Regions from separate parts of the Mus musculus genome. Here regions 2 and 3 are each linked to region 1. The links are chromatin loops, found by intact Hi-C in ENCODE. Cell type or tissue: heart. All regions are shown on one strand. Links, peaks and the distances in the headings refer to the core of each region. The heading gives the core; the rest is flanking DNA.

Region 1 (7,333 bases), core at 1,517-6,516:
CTGTGGTGTGTGTGTGTGTGGGGGGGTGATTTGGTGAGAGTGGTGGGTGTGTGTAGTTTGATTTTAAAGTTGTAAGGTGTGAACTCTGTAGACAGCAATGTCATGTCTGATGTCAAAAGATTGGCGCTCCCTCCCTGTTAGGCGCTACCTGTTGAGTGCTGCTGCTCTATGAGCTCAGTGTCTCTGTATTTCTAGAGTAATACCTCTCCTACTTTGTGTTAGGATGACCTAGCTAAAGCTCTAGAAAAGCTATCTGCATTTTGAAAGAGGATAGCAGACAGACTCCACTGTCCATCCCTAACAGTATTTCTGCAAATGTTCAATAGCTGCTGATATGCTAAACATACATAATACTAGGTCACCCCAATAAGGTTAACTGAGGAATATATATATATATACATACATACATACATACATATACATATATATGCATAAAGCTCTATAAAGTATAAGACTTCAATTACTTCTACAGCTTTCCGATATTTGTTAATCAAATTTAGTATTTTAGACTAGGGTGTAGTTCATTTACTAGTGGGGTAGAGCAACTACCTGGCATAAATAAAACCCCAGGTTTAGACCTACCCATAAAGGGGAAATTTTTTGGAACTTTTATTGTTTTTTAGGAATGTTTAGGTACCATCAATTGCATACTCTGTTAAAAAACATGGATATCATGATCCTAATTCTCATTTCTTTATTGACTTATTTTACCATATAACCTATAACTGTCTTCTTCCTTTCTCTTCCTTCTTCTTTAAGACAGGGTTTCTCTGTTCAGCCTTGGCTGTCTTCGAACTTAGTAGACCAGGCTGGTCTTGAACTCATAGATCTCTGACTGCCTCTGCCCGACAAATGCTGGTGAGTACCATCACACAGCCCCTCTCCTCCTCTCTTGAGACAAGGTTTCTCTGTGTAGCCCTGGCTGTCTTTTAACTCCCTCTATAGATCAGGCTGGCCTCAAACTCAGAGATCCACTAGCTCTGCCTCCTAGCGCTGGGACTAAACACCTTTAATCCCAGCACTCGGGAGGCGGAGGCAGAGGCAGGCAGATTTCTGAGTTGGAGGCTAGCCTGGTCTACAGAGTGAGTTCCAGGAAAGCCAGGGCTATACAGAGAAACCCTGTCTCGAACCCGCCCCCCCCTCCCCCCAAAAAAAACCAAACCAAACCAAACCAAAACAAACAAACAAACAAAAAAAAACCACCAAACCCGGGGCTGGCGAGATGGCTCATCGGGTAAGTGCAATGATTGCTTTTCCAAAGGTCCAAGTTCAAATCCCAGCAACTATGTGGTGGCTCACAACCACCTGTAATGAGATCTGACCCCCTCTTCCGGTGCATCTGAAGTCAGCTACAGTGTACTTATGTATAATAATAAATAAATCTTTGGGCTGGAGCAAGCAGAGACTGACTGAGCAGGGCTGACTAGAGTAGAGGTCCTAAAAAATTCATTTCCCAACAACCATATGAAGGCTCACAATCATCTGTACAGCTACAGTGTACTCACACACATAAACAAATAAATCTTAAAAACAAAACAAACAAAAAACCCAAAAAAATATCAGATATGGTAGCACCCACCTATAATTCAAGCAGTTGGGAGTCTGAAGCAGAAAGATAACTGTGAGTTTGGGGCCAGCATTACACTACAAAGTAAGGGCCTACACACCTTTGATCCCAGTATTTGGGAGGTAGAGGAAGAGGTAGACTGATCTCTGTGAGTTCAAAGCCAGTCAAGGTTATAGTCAGACTCTGTACACTCAGCCCCAACACTGACTGTTAAAATGTAAAAATGTTAACCTGTTGTGTTGCACACGTCTGTAATCACAACACTTGGGAGCAGAGAATCAGGATTTCAAGGTCAGCCTGGGCTATATGAAATCCTGTCTCAAAAAAAAAAAAACCAAACCAAACCAAACCAAATAAAATACCACACAAGAAACCCAAAAATCCTAGAATAGAAAAACCAAGCAAACAGTTTTTGTGAGACTGGCCCAAGTTACTTACAACTTTGGACCTAAGTGGTTCAACTACAAAAACAAGACAATAAAACTACCTTTCCCCCCAGAACTATTGAAATTTTGTGTGGAACACAGTTTAAAATGTTGTAAACTGCGGCTAGAGAGATAGCTCAGTGGTTAAGAGCAGCTGCTCTTTCAGATGACCTGAGTTCAATTTCTAACCTGAGTTCAATGTCGTGTTCTTTCCATTTTCATGTGACTACTATTCTTACTGGATTACAAGATTAATTTATTAATTTAATTTAAAGTATAATTCAATATAGCCTAAGTAATTTATGCTTTTCTAATTAACAGCAAGCATCAAGTTGAAAAGTTAGCATAACAAAACAGACATTTAAAATTTAAAATGCTCAAATTCACATGTCAGTTTTTTTTTTTTTCCCACAGAGATGAACAAAGTTACAGAACTCTTAAAAGCCATGGGTCAATTATGAGTAACTGTTACTGAACACAAGTGACTGAAGAAATTAATAGTTGTCACTTCAGATTAATAGTTGTCACACAAACTGGTCCATGTATCAAGAATGTACAAAACTATAGAAGCAGATGGTTGACTGCGGATATACAAGACTTCAGCAATAAAACAGGAGGCTATGGAACCAACTGATTTAGAGCAATATGGGGTAAATGAGTTGGCACATGTCTGGAAAACTACATTTTAGGTTAGAAGAGAGGAAGAATCAGGACTGAGTATGTACTTTAAAAACTATGTTAAAAGTTAAAAAAAAAAAAGGTCAACTTGTAATAAAGTAATTATTGCACCTCAGTTCCCTCTGAGTACTATGATAAAAGAGTACCATCTGTGAGCTCAAGTTTATGTTTCGGGAACATTCTAAGACATCAGGTGGTTTCTTTGTGGCTTACCGATGACACAGCTTTCTTGACAGCTCACAACTTTCTAGACCCAGTTGTCTGCCTAGTGGCCTGTCCCAACCACACCCGCACACCAAGAATTAAAAGGTCCAAGCTGCCAGAAGAGGAGATCCCAGAGGACCAAGAAGGGGAACACCAGGGCTGGGGGTCTTGGGGGGGGGGGTCTGCCTGCGACAACCCGATTGCCAAGGCCTGCAGGGCGCGACTCCTCGCAGGGTTCAGTGATTGGGGACAGGGCCTGGACGCGCTTCCCACACAGATGCAGACAGGTCACGCCGGAGTCCCCAACAGACCCCAGAAGCACCAAGTGGCACTGGGCCCGCCCGCGGCCTGGAGAGGCTTGGCGTCTGGGTCGGCCCCGCAGCGGAGCAAGCCTGGAGCCTTATAAAAAAAAAAAAAAAAAAAAAAAAAAGCTGTACTGGCCCGGACAGGAGACGAGCGGCCCCGAAGAGACCGAGTGGACTGGGCGACAGGGTCTTAGGCTGTCTGAGCCCGGCCCACCTTAGCTCCTCCTGCCTAGCTCACTCGACGCTAACGAGAATCCAGAACAAGATCAAAGCGCCACCGTTCTCGGGCCCTCTCCCCAGTCACCTGCCACGAACACCACGAAGACCGCGCCGCTCCTCTTAGCAGACGCGATGGCCGCCGGGATGGCGCCCTGGAACCACAGCATCGTCCCCTTCAGGCCCAGGCGCTCGCTCGGTGTGTCGTCGCCGCGGTGCCACAGCCGACCCCGCCCTCCTGGTTCTTTGGCCTCGTGGCCCCGGCAACCACCGGCTAATCCGGGCCCCGGTCTGAGGACCCAGCCAGCCCGTACGCCCGACAGCCACCCCCTGGGGACGCGCACCGGAGCGCGCTTGGCAAGAAAAGTACGCCCCTGTGTCACGTGACGACGACACTCCTCGTCAGGGGTCGCGCGCCCCGGTGCCTGGTCGGCTAGGTAAGTCCGTAAGTGCGCGCCCCCGCGAAGCCTCGGGTTCCGACTCCAGGAAGTGGAAGGAAGTATCAGGAAGGATGACTAACCGCTACGGCACGTTGACGTCGCCTGCAGTGAGGCTTCCTGGGAATTGTAGTCTTCCGAGGCTTGTTAATTTGCGGAAAGGTAAACTGTGGGCTCAAAGCATGGCGAGAGTGAGCATAGTGAGCACATCAACGCTGTAAGAGTAAATGCTAGGTATCGAGTTGCTGTCACCCTCTGACTTCTGCAAGCAATCTGCTCCACAAATAAACAAGCTTTACGGGGCTTGACCCGAAGCCTTTGGTTTTTATTTAATTTGACCCTGTGAAAAAGATGGGATTCAGAGGGGCGTGGCAAACCACGCATTTAATCCCAGCAATCCGAAAGCAGAGGCCTGCCTGCCTGTATGAGATGGACAGCTTAGTCTACAAGGTGAGTTCCGCGGACTGTCAGGATTTGTACAGAGACCCTGAATAACAAACAAACAAACAAACAAACAAAAACCAACCAACCAACTTACCAAAAACCCCAAACAAACAAAAGAAAAAGACCGGCTAGAGGTACAACAGTGTTCCTCCTCGCCCGCCTCCCACCCCGCAGTACCACATAGGCCCCTTATCTGAAGGGTAAGCGAAGTGGCAGAATGCTGGCTTTTGGCTATAATGTGCATTTACTAACTGGATCACATTGTAAAACCTTCAGCCACTATGCTATGCTATTGAAAAAACTTATTTATTTTTAATTCTGTGAAGACAATCCTCCTACCTGTACCATCCAGCGTGTACCATCTTGGCTGGCTGTACTTAACTTGTATGAATATCATGTAAAGAAAATATTTCTGTTGTTTCCTTGAGTGATAGAGTAAAGAAAGTCTAAATGGAGTAGAATCAACTTGTGTATAGGCCAGTAAGAAAATAAATTAATAACTATGTAAGGTTTATGGATGCATACGAAATCAAAATGGAAGAAAAAACATTTGCACAAGTTTCTAGTGTTTGGTTTCGGACTTGGGGACAAGGGACTGAGGTGCATATTTTCCACACCAAAGCAGACCTGGCCTCCAGGTTCTCCCAGCATCCCTCAGTCCATACCCTGCCTCCAACTTTGAACTTCCCAGTCCAGATCTCTCTCTCTCTCTCTCTCTCTCTCTCTCTCTCTCTCTCCTTGCCCATTCCCACTCCCCCCCCTTCTCTCTTACTATATATCTTCCTCCACTAGCTGCTCCCCTCTCCCTGGTGGCAACTTCCTTGGCCTTGATCCTTGGGGCCAGTGAACTCGCCGACCGAGAGCGGTTTCCCAAAAACCTGCCTTTAATATAATCTAATCTGGCTTAAATTGGCCAATTTCTCCTATCTTCCTTCAAATATATATATATATTTAACTACTTTGATATCCCTTTTCTGCTTCGAAGGCAGATACAAGTGACTAATACAAAGCAGCATTAGTGGCAGGACGTGGAAACAGCTACCCCAGTTCGTGAGCACCTCCATTTATTACTAGCACAACTCCCTCTCTGACAGTTCAGTTGTCTCACTAGTCAATTGGAGCCTTGGAGGGAACCTACCCTTTAGGCTATGTGACCACACAGAGACCCTTGTGTTTAGCAAGTACTTGTTACTTATGTAGCAATTAAGTGCTTTACAGATGTTAGCTATTGTTTCTGAATGCCTGCCCCAAATCCTGTTTAAGGAAATTATGCATGTACTTTTCAGAATTCAAAGTTTTGCTGGATCATTTCTAAACTTAACCACTGAACAAACATTTGTTGAGGTCTTAGTAAACAAAAGAACCACCTCAAGGATTACATTCCTCTGGCCAGCAGTAAAACATTAAGCAATAAATAGGGCAATTACTCCTGTAATTGCCACTGTAATAAATGGCAGAGAAGAGGAACTACAGAATGTTTTAACTTACACCAAGTCATTAATTATAGTTCACCAGGAATGCCTCATGAAGGGCTGAAAAAGTTGGCTTCTTCCTTTTTTTTTTTAGTTTTTCGAAATAGGGATTCTCTGTATAGCCCTGGCTGTCCTGGAACTCAACTTTGTAGACCAGGCTGGCCTCGAACTCAGAAATCGGTCTGCCTCAGCCTCCCAAGTGCTGGGATTAAAGGCATACACCACCACTGCCTGGCCTAGAAGTTGGCTTTTTTTTTTTTTAATTTTTTTTATTAGGTATTTTCCTCGTTTACATTTTCAATGCTATCCCAAAGGTCCCCCATACCCACCCCCCCAATCCCCTACCCACCCACTCCCCCTTTTTGGCCCTGGCGTTCCCCTGTACTGGGGCATATAAAGAGAAGTTGGCTTCTTGAAGGTCATATTTAAGTATGAACAGAGGGGCTTGGTAGAGATAGGCTCCATGTTCAAACACACATATGGCTCTTGCAGAGGACTTGAGTTCAATTGTGAGTACCTACATTAGGTGGCTCACAACAGTCTATAATTTCACAAGCTCCTCTGGCCTCTGTGGACACCTGCATGCATGTGCACCTACTACACACACACTATTAACAACAATCATTTTTTTGAGTTAAATTAACTGGAAAATGCCAGTAGAAAAGAATAAATGTTCTGGGAAGAGTTTAGTTTCCAATACCTATCTCAGGCAGTTCATAGCCTCCTGCTATCTCCAGCTCCAGCTAGGGAGTCCAGTACCTTCTGACCTCTGTGGGTACTCATAAACACAGGCACATGAAAATAAAACTAATCTTAAAATACAAGCATATCCAAACACAATCCCTGGAGCTAGAGTTATAGGTATTTCAGAGCTGTCTGGTGTGGGTGCTGGGAACTTCATCTTCAACTGCATGGTGGCAGGTGCCTTTAACTGATGAGCCATCTTCCTGGTCCAGGACTATCGTTTTATTATAGTTATTGGAGAAAAGACACTTTCTATGTAGACCAGGCTGATGTAGAACTTTTGCTCTACCATTATGCCTATCTTCTGAGAACTATTATAGGCTTGAGCCACCATGCCTGGTGTGAATTATTTTGAGGTTCAAGTGAAGTGTGTAAACTGAGTGTACTGGCTAGTTTTGTGTCAACTTGACACAGCTGGAGTTATCACAAAGAAAGGAGCTTCAGTTGAGGAAATGCCTCCATGAGATCCAACTGTAAGGCATTTTCTCAATTAGTGATCAAGGGGGAAAGGCCCCATGTGGGTGGGATCATCTCTGGGCTGGTAGTCTTGGTTCTATAAGAGAGCAGGCTGAGCAAGACAGGTGAAGCAAGCCAGTAAAGAACATCCCTCCATGGCCTCTGCATCAGCTCTTGCTTCCTGACCTGCTTGAGTTCCAGTCCTGACTTCCTTTGGTGATGAACAGCAGTATGGAAGTGTAAGCCAAATAAACCCTTTCCTCCCCAACTTGCTTCTTGGTCATGATGTTTGTGCAGGAATAGAAACCCTGACTAAGACACTTGAGGTTAGAGGGCTCTACCTTTGATACATCTATAGACCCCAGCCCAGAACTTTTTAAAAATT
Region 2 (7,333 bases), core at 971-5,970, 140 kb after region 1:
AATAAAAGTTTATAGTGAGCTCAAAGGATTAAGTGCCAGGCAATGTAATCTTTTTTTTTTTTTTAACATTTAGTATTATATGGGAAAAAACTAATACATTTCCTTTTCTATCACCTGCCAATTTAGTTACCTAAAACCATAAATAAATTATTCTTCCTATAGGCAAGAATGGGAAATGGAGGGCTGGTTCTGTGGTTTGCAACAAGAGCAATCCGAAATTTTCATTTCCACTTGGAAACACATCCACCTCTATGACATGTGAGTGCTGGACATTTTTACAACAGGTCATGGGAAGGGTTAATTGGGAAGTTTTCTACTTCAAGTAGGAACAGAATATTATAGTTTCATTAGTCTTTAGCATACACAACTCTTACTACACTTCCTTGTTTATAAGAATTGCAGCTTAATAGTAACCCAAATGGTTATAACTGGATATTTAAAACGTCAGTTCAAACAAAAACCTCTTTAATTACTGGGTAAGTCCCTTTAGAGAAGCACCCAAGTACACAGAGCTCAATAACTCAGTGGCATGTGACCATGTAGATGCTGTCAATCTTGGATAGTACCAGCAACACTTCATAACACAACTGTTGGCATGCTAATCGAAACCTGGCTCGGCTGCACCAACTCCAAGGACACCTTTATGTGTGAAAACTATACTTTCAAATATACTTGGGAACAGGGAGGAATATGGTATTTCAAAGAAAAAAAAATACCCAAGGACTGCTAAACAATGGAGTAGGAACTAAAGAGCAAGGATTTAACTCAATGTTGGAATACTTGCTGGCATGTATGAGGTGAAAGGTTCAATCCCTAGCATTGAGGAAAAAAAAATAGCAAAAATAAAACCAACAAACCTCAAGAGCACAAAGCAACAGTCTGGTAAGATAACTTTCTCAGTCTTAACTTTGTATCAGTCACTTGGTTTCTCTGGTAACAGAATGAGTCCAAAAGCAACTGTAAACTAGACCTTGAAACATATTAACAAAGTAAAGCAGGACAACAACCCTAGTTTACTACTAAAACACTAAAACACAAAGCACATTTTTATTATGGGTAATCTATTTGAAATATGTTCCAAACGCAGAAATTTTAAACAAAAGGAAAAAAGATACTGTGTATGACAAAATTCTCTTTGATACCCAATGACCAATTTCATATATTCTGTCTGCTTAAAAAAAAAATGGCTAAAGGCTAGCAAGATGGTTTAGTGCATAAAGGCACTTGGCCTTCAAATCAGACCACCTGAGTTCAATCCCAGAGACCAATAGGATAGAAGAAGAACTGATTTCTCCTAACCTTACCACTGTCCTCCACCCTCCTAAAATGTATCATGGTACTTCTGTGCTGCGCCCCGTACCCCAGTAAATGTAATAAAACAAAAACAAAAAAATTGGCTATGAGATATTGTTTTAAGCCACTGTGTACATTAACACTCAACAGTAGAAGAGATTTTTGAGACTGCAACAATACTCTGCATATGAACAGCAAATTCATTCTCTAAATATGAAAATGAGAAAACAAAGATAAAAACTTAATGTAACAAATATATACATGTGAGACACAATCCTAGTAGCTTTACATAGTCTATTTACAGCTCCATAGATTAAGCATTATCCTCCCCATTATTAACCGAGGTTAGGTTAGATTAGCCTCATAAAATGGTCCCACAAATAGTAAAAGAATGTAGTCCCCTGTATTTTCATCAGACCTTCCATACAAAGAATTCATGAGACCTAAATATATCACTGCATAAATTGCCAACTAATTATCAAGTTTGGGGAACTATGCTAGGGAATGTATGCTATGGGGACTCAATGGAGAAGCTGAGGGAACTAATCTTCAAAAGCTATGTACTACATTAAAAAAATCAGTAACACATAACCAGATTCCTTCTTAATCCAAGTGAATGGATCTATTTTACTTCTGTATCTACTTGCATTATTTTGAGAACATGGCAGATTCCTAAGGTACTTCTGTGACCCAGAAGAAATAGTCTATTAGTCAAAGCATAGGTTGTTTATTCAGAACCAGTGTTCTCTCTAAAACAAATAAATCTTAGAAATGGGGTGGTCTGTAGCCATGCCTATTATAGATTACAGGGTCCACTAAAGTCATATTCTCCTAGGCTGAAAAAGCAGAGTGGAATTTGAAAAGATGGGCACACTATCAAAATCTGATACAATTATAAGACAATCCCCTAAAATATAAAGACATAAAATCTGAAGAGAATGATATTTCTTCAGTTAAATGGGTAGCTACATGAACTCTACTGATTCAAGTATTATAAGGAAGGGGCTTCGAGGTTGATTTCATCTTTTTATGACTCGATGCTCTTGGAATCAATGACATTTAAATTTAAGAGGTTTCTTTAGCTGGGCGATGGGGGGCCACACCTTTGATCCCAGCTCTTGGGAGGCAGAGACAGGTGGATTCTGTGAGCTCAAGGCCAGCCTGGTCTACATTGTGAGTACCAGGACAGCCAGGGCTACACAGAGAGACCCTGTCCAGGGAAAAAATCTAAAATAAAGGGGAGTATGGTATGAGATTCTTTAACGTGACCCAGCCAAACTATAACCTTAGGAGTGGGATATGTGTGTTTGTGTGTATTCATTCATGCTAGAAATTCTATTTTTACCTCTTCAGAAATGCACCTTATTATTTAGTAAGCAGCACTGCTTTGGAAGATACCTCTTCACCTCTAACTAGTTTAGGGGACTTGCTCTCTCAGGACCCAATTCACAGAAGTCACAACAGCCAAACCCAATTTTGTTTCTCCTTAAAAGCAACTTCAGACAACAGTGACAATCTCTGGTACATAACCACAAGAAGAAAAAAAAAAAAACTTCTAATATACAGGGATGGAAAGGGGGGAGGGGGATTTACATCATAACGTCCCCCGTAGGTTCGTCCATCAACGACCAAGGCTCTGACAGTCATTCAACTTTCTTGCTAATTTCCCCACTGTGTTTTTTCTAGCAGTACGGGCAGTACGGGCACGACGTGCTGTTTCCCTTTTGGTGTGTGTGACAATTCCCCGGAGCGGGGGTATCAGCCCCGGGCATCTGGTCCAGGCCCCGGAGAACAGTTCCGCGAACGGTCCCTGCTCCAGCCTGGCCTGACTATGTTGCTTTTCCCCTCCGTCCTCCCCGGATCTCCAGGGCTCGCAAGAGCAGCAGCTGCAGCAGGGACGCTCGGGAACCTGTCCCCAGCTCCCCCGCTAGGCCTCAAGGGGTTGGCGCTGCACATGGCCCCCAGCGAAGCGGCGGGCACCGCGCGGTGGAGGCGACTAGAGGGCTCGCCTCAGAACCCGACGGCCCCTGGCGGGCCGGAGGAGAGGGGAGGGACGCCGTCTCCTCAGCGCTTAGCTCCCCGGCTGCCTCACTCTCCCGCTCCGTTAGCGCTACCGGTTGGCGGGCGGGGGAGGGGAGCGAGCGCGTTATTCCCGGGGCGCCGCGGGGGAGGGGACAGCATCTCTTACCCGCGTTACTGAGAAGGAGCAGGAGGAGGTGGCGGGAGCGCGGCACAGCGGGGCGACGGCGGGGCCGGCTGGTTGCAAGGTAGAGTCTCACGGAAGGGAATTAACCCCATCACCAGCCCGGACACCGGCTCCAGCGGCAGCCGCGGCGGCAGAATCCCGCCCCTTCCCACCACGCACTGGCCCCGCCTCTCCGTCGCGTTGACGGAAAGCAGCCTACCTCATACGCTAGGTCAACATTAAGTGACATACAAATTATCCAATCAGCGTTTGAAAACCACTTTCGCTCCACCCCCATTATCACTGCGGGACAGCGGGAGAACGGGACTAAGTCTATCTCCACCCACAAAAGAAAAAGAACCAATCCCGGGCAAGTTGTCGTCCCTGAACGACGTAAGAGTCAACCAATGATAAAGCTAGGAGGACAGCCATTTTGCCCACTTGTGAAAGAGCCACCTTTCCCACGAGTAGAATCCTGAGGTGGGCGAGTTCCGGGCGATTTTAATCACTGGAGATGTGGTAGACAACTCTCTTTCTTCAGGGAATGATTATAGAGCTTTTTAAGGATGAAAGGACAATTTTGTCGTTCATGTGGGAAGATGAGAGGAAGGCTTTAAGGATGTGGCTCCGCCCCTTAGCGGTAACGGGTTCCAGGCTGAACACCTGGTTCCTCCAGTCTTAGTGGTGGAGGCAGGGCTTCTGAGCACTTTGGCTCCTGCGACTACAGTTCCCAAGATGCTTTGAGACCCTGTTTTCCTCATTTTGCTTCCGGTAGTGTTTCATGGGAATTGTAGTTCTTGAGAGGTTACGGTGTAACCTCCTTGTCTAGATGAGTAAGAGGAAATTTTTGAATAATTTGGAGTTGAGAATGAAGTCGCAAGGTTCTAGTCAGGTCTTTTCGCATCGCTAAAGGAAGGAGAATATAACAGGGTTGGGAATTTTCTCAACACATTACAATGTTTTAGAGTGCTGGTATTTGAACTCTTCCAAGTCTAGGTCATCCGTTTAACGTCACTTCCGCTTAGTTGAAGACGCTTGCAAAAAGTTTGGCGGGAGTTGAAGATTATGAAGCTAGTGCTGCATTTTGGCGGACTGTATAGGGCAAGAGATGGGAAATTGACTGCACTTTAATTGCGCTATAAGAAAATAGTGGGTAACAGTCGGGCGTGGTGGCTGATGCCTGTAACAGCTGGAAGCTGAAAGGTCGCCGCGAGTTCATAGCCTGGGCTACAGAGTGAGTTTTAAAACAGCTGGGACTACAGAATTCACCTTGTCTAAAATAACCCCCCCCCCCGCACTGCCCCCTCCCCCTAAAAAAACCCATCCAGAAATATGAAATGGCATGGGTGTAATTCTCGAGCCTGTAATGTAATTTTCTACTTTGCTACTTAGTCTTGCAGAGCCAGTGTTTATCAGATCTGTTCACTCTTGAGTTTGTAGAGGATGCTTTAATTTGCCTTTAGCTACTGTCTGTGAAGCAGCATAGGTTCATGTCCTGGAAGGTATTGGAAATTCTGAACTAATTCCTCCCATTTATACAAATAGTCCCCAGAAGTCAGAAGTTGCCTTTGAACAGGATCTTAAAAAAAAAAAAGTCTCCTCCATCATTTTTATGGAGACTTTGTCTTACTACTTTTCTCATAAATATTTATTGAGCACTTACACTAGTGGTAAATATACTAGGCTTAAAGGATTGAAGAGTGCACAGAAAGGTAAGTTTTGTTTAAAACGAGTTAGAAAGATTAAGCAAAATTTATGTTACTTGGTCTTTTTAATATCTCCAAATTTAGCATCTTCATAGTTATGTTTTGTGTGTTGATTTGGTTTCCTCTTTGCTTTCTACTTTTAGATTTAAAAACCATTCCTTTCTATTTTCATTATTTTTATTGAAGTATTAAGTCTGTGTCCAGAACTGTTAAGAGGTGTTTTATATACTATGTGGATGAGAGTCCTAACTAGTGCAATCCCAGAGACAGAAATATATCTGCAACTTCCAAGCAGACAAAACACTCTTACTTTTTTAAAGAAAATAAATGTTTTTGCTTTTCAATATAATACTTTCACGTGTGTGTGTGCAAGTGTGTGTGTGTGCTATATGAATATTAAACAGAAGGCATCATCCCCATCTAGGAGTTAGAGTTTCAAGTGATAACTTAGCATTGTCCATAAATGCTTAGTTGGGATTTTTTTCATAAGTCCTTCCAGAGTAGAAGTCAATATGTAGTAATAATGACAATCATATTACTGAATATTTAATCTGAGCCCCAAAAGGGCTAAGGGTGTTTAGTATGTCTTTTATTTTTTTGAGTGCTGGAGACAAACCGAGAGCCTTGCATTTGCTGGATAATGTGCTTTGTCACTGTGTTCCAGCCTCACTTTCAACTCTAAACCATTGCTTCTCAAATGTTTAGGAATCTCAAAAAGTTCAGCCTTCCCCTGCCACCGGGATGCTGGGATTAAAGGCTGTCACCACCATGCCTAGCAAAAAGGTGTTACTTTTTGTTCTGTTTTGTTTTTTTCTTAAAGGTTTATTTATTTTATGTGTCTGAGTGCGTGCATGTATGTGCACCATGTACATGCCTATAAGAAGTCATTGGATCTCCTGAAACAGAAGTTCCAAATGGTTGTGAGCCACCTTCTAGGTGCTACAAATCTAACCTGAGTCCTCCGCAAAAGCAGCAAGTGAACCACTGGCCCATTATTCTTGGCCCTCTGCAGAATGACCTGTTAGGTTTTTTTACAGTCCAGTCTTTATCCCCATCCTGTTCCGCCCCCTGACTGTTCCTCATCCTATAGTTCCCTCCACCCCCAATCTCCAAGAGGATGCCCCCACCCCACCAGACCTCCCTACTCCCTGGGGCCTCCAGTCTCTTGAGGGTTAGATGCATCTTCTCTCACTTAGTCCAGACCCTGCAGTCCTCTGCTGTGGATGTGTTGGGAATCCTCATATCAGCTGGTGCATGCTGCCTGGTTGGTGGCCCATTGTCTGAGAGATCTCGGGAGTCCAGGTTACTTGAGACTGCTGTTCCTCCAACAGGGTTGCCCTCCTCCTCAGCTCCTTCCAGCTTTTCCCTAATTCAACCACAGGGTCAGCAGCCTCTGTTCATTGGTTGGGTGGAAGTATCTGCATCTGACTCAGCTGCTTGTTGGGTCTTCGGAGGGCAGTCATGATCTGTCCCTTTTTGTGAGAACTCCATAGCCTCAGTAATGTGTCAGGTCTTGGGGCCTCCCCTTGAGCTGGATCCCACTTTAGGCCTGTAGCTGGACCTCTTTTTCCTCAGGCTGTTCTCCATTTTAGTCCAGGCAGTTTTTTCCAGATAGGAACAATTATGGGTCAGAGTATTTGACTGTGGGATGGCAACCCCATGCTTCCACTGGAGGTGGATTCTACAAGTTCCTCTCCCCACTGTAGGGCATTTCATCCAAGGTCCCTCCCTTTGAGTCCTGAGAGAGTCTCACCTCCTGGATCTCTGGTACATTCTAGAGGGTCCCCCTACCTCCAACTCCCAAGATTGCCTGTTTTGATTCTTTCTGCTGGCCCTCAGTCCTGTTCCTCCCCCACCTCCCAATTGTTCCCCTTTACAGAATGACCTGTAGTTGTGTGGATTGTATCCTGGGTACAGAGTGACCTGTTAGGATGGCATGCTACTGCTTTATTTAAAGCACAGTGGGTTAATTATGACAATATTACTGTCATTGTTTATGATGCCTGTATTCCATGATGTAGCTCAAATATAACCTATTTCTTGCTAATGGTTATTTACAGTTGCCAATCAGTAATATTTTTTTGTTACTGTAATGAAAGTATATAACAAAATCTACCATTTTAAGCATTAAGTGTGGACTTTACAGTGC
Region 3 (7,333 bases), core at 1,373-6,372, 420 kb after region 1:
GTCCCATGCAATTAGGACAGAATTGTGTACAGTTGGTTGGCAGGACTAGCTAGAATCTCAGGTGAGGTTCCACGACCCTCCTAGTAAACTGGCTAGTGATAGATCTCCTACCAGCAGGAATAGTCAGCCTGATGGAAATGGTGGCTGTTTTGTTTGGAAGATTAACTATACAAAAGCAAGGCTCTGTCTTTCTCAAAGAACTAAACGATGGAGTTGGGGGTGCAGCCCAGCAGGCAGAGGGCTTTCTTAGCATACATGAAGCCCTGAGTTTGATCCTCAGTGCTTCATAAACCGGATATGGTGGTGCATGCCTGTAATCCTAACACTTGGGTGGTAGAGGCAGGAGGCTTCCAAGTTCAATGCCATCCTTGGCTACATAGCTAGTTTGGGACTAGCTTGTATTATATAAGACTCTGTTTCAAAAAATAAATAATAAAAATAAGGTAATAAAAGTAGCTAATGAAAATAGAAACCAGTTTCCCATTGCAGACAATTTGAGAGTACTGGCCTGGCTAATTAATTCGTTTTGTCTGACTCTCCTGTTCCCACGAACGGGGACTAAGAAAGGATCACTGACTAGGACTGAATCCAGAAGGCAGAGCTGGCAGGAGCAGGCCAGGACAAGCAGGGGGACTTCTCCTGGTAGGAGTCCACAGCCCCACTCAACCAGACCACGTGGGAACCAATTTTCCTAACTTCCCAACACGTTCTCTGGTCTGAGACCTGCAGATCTGGAGGATACTGGGAATGTACCATCAGTTTTCTGTAACTGGCAAAACACTTAAGAGAGTGTACAGAGAGGAATTTGGTTTGGTTTCAGAGGTTCGTTCCACAGTTGCTTTGGTTTTGTGGTGTAAGACAGCTGCACATCATGGTGGAGAGCAGGCTGGGGAGGAGGCTGCTTCCTTCAGGGTGGTCATGAAGAGAACACAGTGACAAGTGCCGGAACCCCCTCCAAGACATTCTCCCAGCCATTAGGTACCACCTCCTCCGACATCGTCATATGCAAGGGACCAAACTTTGATCACAGAGAGACCCCCTGAGATCTGAACTATACCAGCAAATGAGTTTTCCCCATCTCTCTCCTTTCAGTCAGGTGACTTCAGAGCATCAGGAACGGGAACAAGTGCATCCTGTCTCTCCACCAGATGACGCGGAGATGGTGGGCCTCACGGGGAGGATGCTAACCACACAGCCTTCACTTCTGAAGACAGACGGAAGTTCTGAGGAGCTCTGTGGTGTGGACGTGGCTCTCTCACCACCCAGACCTTGCTTAGACTCAAGCCTTGCTGCATCTGCAGCTGGGGAGGTGGCTCCTTGTGTTCTGAAAGAACAGCAAAGGCAATCTGATGGTGAGTCAAGCTCTTGCTTATGCGTGTACGTTTAGAGTATCCATACAGGTACATAATGTATGACAGCATATGCCCCCTCATCCTTCCATGCTCTCCCTCTCCTCACCCCTTCTTCCTGTTAGTTCCCTGTCCCTAAACAATCTTACTTCTCTGTTCAGGCCGTATTTACTCATATGATTTTATGTATCTCTATAAAAATATGGAAACCACAATTAAGAGGGAACATATTAAATTGAGCATTTAATTCTACAGTGGAGCTGGAGAGATAACTCAGTGAAGTGCTTGCAAGCACACGGATCTGAGTTAAATTCCCCAAGCCCATGTTTTTTTTTGTTGTTGTTGTTTGTTTTTTTGTTTTTTTAAAAAAAGTCAGATATGATGACATGCGCTTGTCACCGAAGCCCAGGGGAGGCTGAGTCAGAGGATCCCTGGGGCTCAATGGCCGGAAGCCTCGCCAACTTGACAGATTCCAGGCTAGGGAGAGGTCTTGTTTCAAACGAGGACAGTGGTGCCCAAATGGTTGTGTCCTCTGACTGCTACAGGCACATGATGGAATGAAGATGCCTTCGCCTCTGCACATATGTGCCCGTGTGCATGCATACACACACCACACACACACACACACACACACACACACACGACTAACAATAGGCTTAATAATGACAATACTGAAGGCAATGGGAGCAAATGGCTGGAAAGGAAATGCATTTTGTATGTGTTTCAGGGAAGAGTATTTCATGAACTAAAAATAAATAAGCTAGTGTAGGAGCCGGGCATGTGGCTCAGCTGATCAAGTTTTACCTAGCATCCACGAAGCTCTGGGTTTGCTTCCCATACTAAGCTGGGCAGGACACACACCTGTAATTGTAACACTCAGGGGGTGGAGGCAGGGGGATTGTAAGTTTAAGGGTATCCGTGGCTACCTAGGGAATTCAAGGTACTAACTACATGTAGGCTGCTCTATGAGACCAGCTCTCAAAAACAAATGAACAAACCTATAACACCCCTTCTGGTAGCTTTAGGCTAAGGTTTTCTGAAATCACTTCACAGCACTATGTATACCACACAGGGAGAATATACTCTGAAACACTTTCCCGCATATCTCCTGCTCCATCTATGAACTCTTCAGCCTACTACTAATAACACCCAGTTCTTGTTTCTTTTGTTATAGAGTTTCCTACCTCTGACATAAGCTACAGTAGCCGAAGAACTGGGGTAAGATCAGTTCCAGCATGTTTGACTTCATTAAACAACAATAAGGGTGGTGGTGGTGCACACTCTAATTTCCAGCACTCTCGAAGCAGAGGCAGACAGATCTCTATGAGTTCGAGACCAGCCTGGTCTATAGAGCTAGTTCCAGGACAGCCATGGCTACACAGAGAAACTCTGTCTCAAAGAAAGAAATAACAAAATCCATAAATCTCAACAACAATGACAAGCTCCCACAAACTTCTCAGTCAAATCTTCAGCAATAATATTGTGGAGAAAATTTAAAAAAGGATGACTACTTTATGGAGAAGCTAAGTATTCATGGGAAAACCATTCCATGTCCTGTGAGGTGCTTCTCTGGGCCATCTCCTGCTCCTGGGTAGTGGGGTGAACAGGTCTCTTCATTTTCTGTCTTCGTTTTTCCTTCATTTTGTCTCTGTTTCTTAATGCGTTTAAGTTTGGGGGACAGGGTCTCACTATGTCACCTAGACTGGCCTTGAACTCACAGAGATCCCCCTGCCTCTGCCTCTCTAGTTCTAGGATTAAGGGTGTGGATTGCTGCTCTACTCACCTCATACCTTTGTCCAAATCCCATGTTACTCTTTGCCGTTCACACCCCACCCTGATGGGGGAGAGTTTTCCTGCTCCTATAAAGCGTTACAGGTAAAGATCCTGGGAAGATACTTGTTACTTGTCAGTTTTCTCAGCTCTCTTGGCCTTCAGTGTCCTAGGAGACATACAAACATCGGTGCATACCTGTGTGTTGGTGCATACCTGTGTGTCAGCACATGTGTGACACCTGTGCACACCTGTGCATCTGCAGTGAGTGACACCTGTGCACTTGTTTCCCAGGCACTGTCCACCTTGCTTTTTGAGACAGGGTCTCTCACTGGCCCGTTACACTAGGCAAGCCAGCTAGCAGACTCCAGGAATCTGTTTTACATCCTCAATACTGGGATTCCAAACTTGTTCCACCACAGCTAGCTTTTTAAATGTGGGCTTTGGGGCTAAACTCAGGTGTTTGTACTTGCAAGGCAAGCAGTCTACTGACTGAGCTGCCTCTTCATTCCTTATTTCCTTTTTTTTTTTTTTTTTTTTTTGAGACAGAGTTTTTCTGTGTAGTCCTCCTGGAACTCACTCTGTAGACCAGGCTGGCCTCAAACTCAGAAATCCGCCTGCCTCTGCCTCCCAAGTGCTGGGATTAAAGGCGTGCGCCACCATGCCCGGCTTATTTCCTATTTTTGAGAAATGGGAAAAAATTCAGACAATAACATTGAGAGAGAAGTATCCTCTAACACTTGAATTTCTAGTATCTGGGGTTTTTGGTTTTTTTTTCTTTCCTGCTTGCACCTAGTTGGCAAGTGAAAATTGAAGTCATAGCTCTCAGTCACTATGCATAATCCATGTCTATAAATAATCCCATATAATTAGGTACAGAGTTTGTGTACATAAGAAAAGGCCACAAAGGAACAAAACCAAAACTAAAAAAACCACTTAAGGACTTTATAGCTTAAGGGCCACAAAGTTGAACGCTATAGTTTGCATTGCACTGCCCTCTAGAGGTTGGTAATAATTAAGAGTAGCTGACTTTGAACTAGAGGGCAAGGAGATTTAACAGTTAGTTATTAAGGAGTTTGGAGAGATGGCTTAGCGCTTAAGAGCACTTGCTACCCTTGAGGACCTGGGTTCAGTTTTTAGTACACATAGGGTAGCTCACAACCATCTGTAACTCCAGTGCCAGGAGATACAACAGACACCTTGGTACACATATATACATGCAGGCAAAACACCCATACGCCATCCACATTAAATAAATCTTTTTTTAAGCTATTGAGGCTTTTCTTGTTTTTCGTTTGTTTGTTTGTTTGTTTGTTTTGAGATTGGCACACAGCTCAGACTGGCCGCAAGCTTGCTGTTGTACCTGAGTATGACCTTGAACTCCTGATCCTTTGACTTCTACCTCCAGAGTCCTTGGATCATAGGCATGCATGCACCATCACAGCCAGTTTGTGGATTTCTGGGGGACTGAATCAAGTGGTTTCTGCATTCTAGGTGAACAGTAGCAACTGTGCGCCTACAAAGCCCTTAGCATTGCTAAGTTTTCAAATTTAAAGCTGTTCCCACCTAAATGACTCAGCAAAACAATGAGTTCATCGGTCCTGGAAGAACCCTTAAGCTACATATAACAACAAGCTTAAAGTGTTCTCAAGAGGGCTTTAACATTTTCATCAGTCCCGTGGAAACTAAAAAGAAAAGAGAGATAAAATACTTCCCATTTTAAAATTTAACATTTAAGCTGGGCATGGTGGCCCACACTTTAATACCATTGCTTGGAATGAAGGAGTAAGTGGATCTCCAAGTTCGAGGTCAGCCTGGTCTACAGAGTGAGTTCTAAGGCAACCAGGACAAACAAAAACCAGCTAGACAGCCAGACAGAAACCCTGCCTTAAAACAAAATAAACAAAAAAGCAAGCAAACAAACTAAATAAATAAACAACCCCACATAACTAATAAGTATAACCATGAGTCTTGACATGTAAATTTTAGCCTTTTTATTTTTTGAACATTTGATAAGTATGGGTGTTTTGTCTGCATGTATGTCTGTGCATCGTGTGCATACAGTGCCCATGGAAGCCAGAAGAGGGTGTCAGATCCCCTGGGACAATTACACACTGTGAGCCATGATGTAGATGCCACCCTAGAAGAGTAACCAGCACTCAGTTAACTTTAGCTTTAAAAAAAGATTTACTTTATTATTCCTAGTTATGTGTATATATGTATGTCTGAGTTTATATGTGCATGCAAATGCCTAAGGACCCCAGAGGTATCAGGTCCCCTGGAGCTGGATTTATAGGTAGCTATGACCCACCCAACATGGGTGCTGGAAACCAAAACTAAGTTCTCTGCAAGAGAAATCTATACTCTTAACATCTGATCTAACACTATAGCACCTAATTATCTTTTAAAGAGTCACTTAATCTTGATTCTGGAAAAGTACGGAGAATGATATTTTAGTTATTTTGTGTTGTTTTTTTCTCCCTATTTTGGGGGCTGGGGATCCAACCTAGGGCTTCATGTATGCTAAGCATACATATACTATACCACTGAGCCAAATAGCTTTGAGATTTTTTAAATATATTTTTAAGTGTGTGTGTGTGTGTATCTGCCTGTCTGTTGTCTGTCTGCCTCTCTTTCTCTCTCTCTCTGTCTGTCTCTGTCTGTCTGTCTGTCTGTCTGTCTGTCTGTCTGTCTGTCTCTCTCTCTCTCTCTCTCTCTCTCTGTGTGTGTGTGTGTGTGTGTATGTGTCTATGTGCATGTAGAAATCACAGGACAACTTGGCAGAGTTAGCTCTCTCCTTCCACCATGTGAGTCCCAGGAATCAAATTTAGGTCATCAGGCTTGGTAGCAGGAGCCTTTACCCACCAAGCTATCTTTCTGGTCCTGATCAGGGTTTTATTTTATGTATGTATGTATGTATGTATGTATGTATGTATGTATGTATGTATGTATACATGTATGTATGCATGCATGCATGTATTGGCAAGTACTCCAGTGCAGGCTGTATGGCCTATGACCTTACACCTCTGACCCTCTGCCCTCTACCTCCAGCCCTGGGGTTACAGATGTATGAATACAATACTGGGGATGAAACCAGGGATTTGTGCACACCAGGCAGCACTCTACTATCTGAGGTCCATCTCCAGTTCCACATTTTGGCTTTAAAAGTTGGGATCTTTTTGGGCTGGAGAGATGGCTCAGCAGTTAAGAGCACTGGCTTCTCTTCCTGAGGTCTTGACTTCAAATCCCAGCAACCACATGGGCTCACAATCATCTGTAGTGAGATCTGATGCCCTCTTCTGGTGTGTCTGAAGACAGCAACAGTGTACTTATATATATTAAATAAATAAATATTTGGACCAGAGCAAATGGAGCAGAGAAGGGGAAAAAATTGTGATCTTTGTGTCCTGTTGACATATTGATGTAGCTGGACTTAGCTGAGTGGTAGAGCACTTGCCAGGTATGCACAGGCCCTGGATTTGATCTCTGCCTTAGTTAGGGTTTCTATTCCTATGAAAAGACACCGTGACAATGGCAACTCTCATAAAGGAAAATATTTCTTGGAGTTGGCTTACAGAAGTTTAGTACGCGACCATCACAGTGGGAAGCATGGCAGCGTACACATAGACGTGGTGTGGGAGAAGGAGCTGAGAGGTCTACATTTTGATCTGAAGGCAGAAGGAGGAGACTGGGCAGCTTGAGCATTTGAGACTTCAAAGCCCGCCCCCAGGCCACACCTCCTAACAGTGCCACTCCCTATGGTCCAAGTGGTCAAACATATGTGTGTATGGGGGCCATTCTATTTAAACAGCAGCAATCACCAACTCTTTAAAAACACACACACACCAAAAAACCAGTGATATTTAGGACAGCTTTATATTTAAAGGATTTCCATACGTGAATATTAGAACTTTTTGACTTAAGCCAAGCAATGGTGATGCAATTCTTTAATCCCAGCACTTGAAAGATTTTTGAGTTTGGGACCAGCCTGGTCTACATAGCAAGTTCCAGGACAGCCAGGATTACATAGAGTAAACCTGTCTCAAAAAAAAAAAAGGCATTTACTTTGATATTTTTCTTCATTCATTGTTTTCTTTCTCTTTTAGCTTCCTCTGCCACCACTATCATGCTTGCCCATGAGATCTTGTATCTTCAATATGGAAAAAAGCCCCAAGTCCCCAAGGCACAGGGAAAGAAAGGTCCCCAGCCTCAGC

Evidence for each region. Hi-C counts contacts between places; a loop is a spot of excess contacts. Peaks named below come from ENCODE experiments on the same cell type or tissue, not always from the same donor. Only the 100,000 strongest peaks of a DNase experiment are listed, where the experiment ranks them.
Region 2: it touches region 1 in a loop (3-fold over the local background); 4 of 42 quality-filtered maps call a loop at or near these places.
Region 3: it touches region 1 in a loop (2.2-fold over the local background); 3 of 42 quality-filtered maps call a loop at or near these places.

Annotation. Positions count from the first base shown.
Region 1 is chr1:128,240,703-128,248,035 of GRCm38, reverse strand. It overlaps Ubxn4 (UBX domain protein 4), which reads right to left and starts at 3,899. Exons shown (of 13, transcript NM_026390.3): 1 at 3,484-3,899. The coding sequence starts at 3,565. Gm41949 (a long non-coding RNA gene) reads right to left here and starts at 3,477. Exons shown (of 2, transcript XR_878509.3): 1 at 3,394-3,477; 2 at 1-3,273. In heart, for the core only: no CTCF peak of the experiment used is centred there; DNase peaks (open chromatin) are centred at 3,235 and 3,795; H3K4me3 peaks cover 2,098 bases; H3K27ac peaks cover 1,795 bases.
Region 2 is chr1:128,099,632-128,106,964 of GRCm38, reverse strand. Zranb3 (zinc finger, RAN-binding domain containing 3) reads left to right here and starts at 4,494. Exons shown (of 21, transcript NM_027678.3): 1 at 4,494-4,712. It overlaps R3hdm1 (R3H domain containing 1), which reads right to left and starts at 3,659. Exons shown (of 27, transcript NM_181750.2): 1 at 3,482-3,659. It also overlaps the pseudogene Gm29383. In heart, for the core only: a CTCF peak has its summit at 3,248; DNase peaks (open chromatin) are centred at 3,794, 4,144 and 4,554; H3K4me3 peaks cover 3,282 bases; H3K27ac peaks cover 2,632 bases.
Region 3 is chr1:127,824,290-127,831,622 of GRCm38, reverse strand. Map3k19 (mitogen-activated protein kinase kinase kinase 19) reads left to right here. Exons shown (of 14, transcript NM_011737.2): 9 at 1,093-1,352; 10 at 2,524-2,567; 11 at 7,226-7,333. Among named protein-coding and RNA genes, the nearest start is that of Map3k19, 27 kb to the left of the region's middle. In heart, for the core only: a CTCF peak has its summit at 4,124 (motif pointing left); no DNase peak of the experiment used is centred there.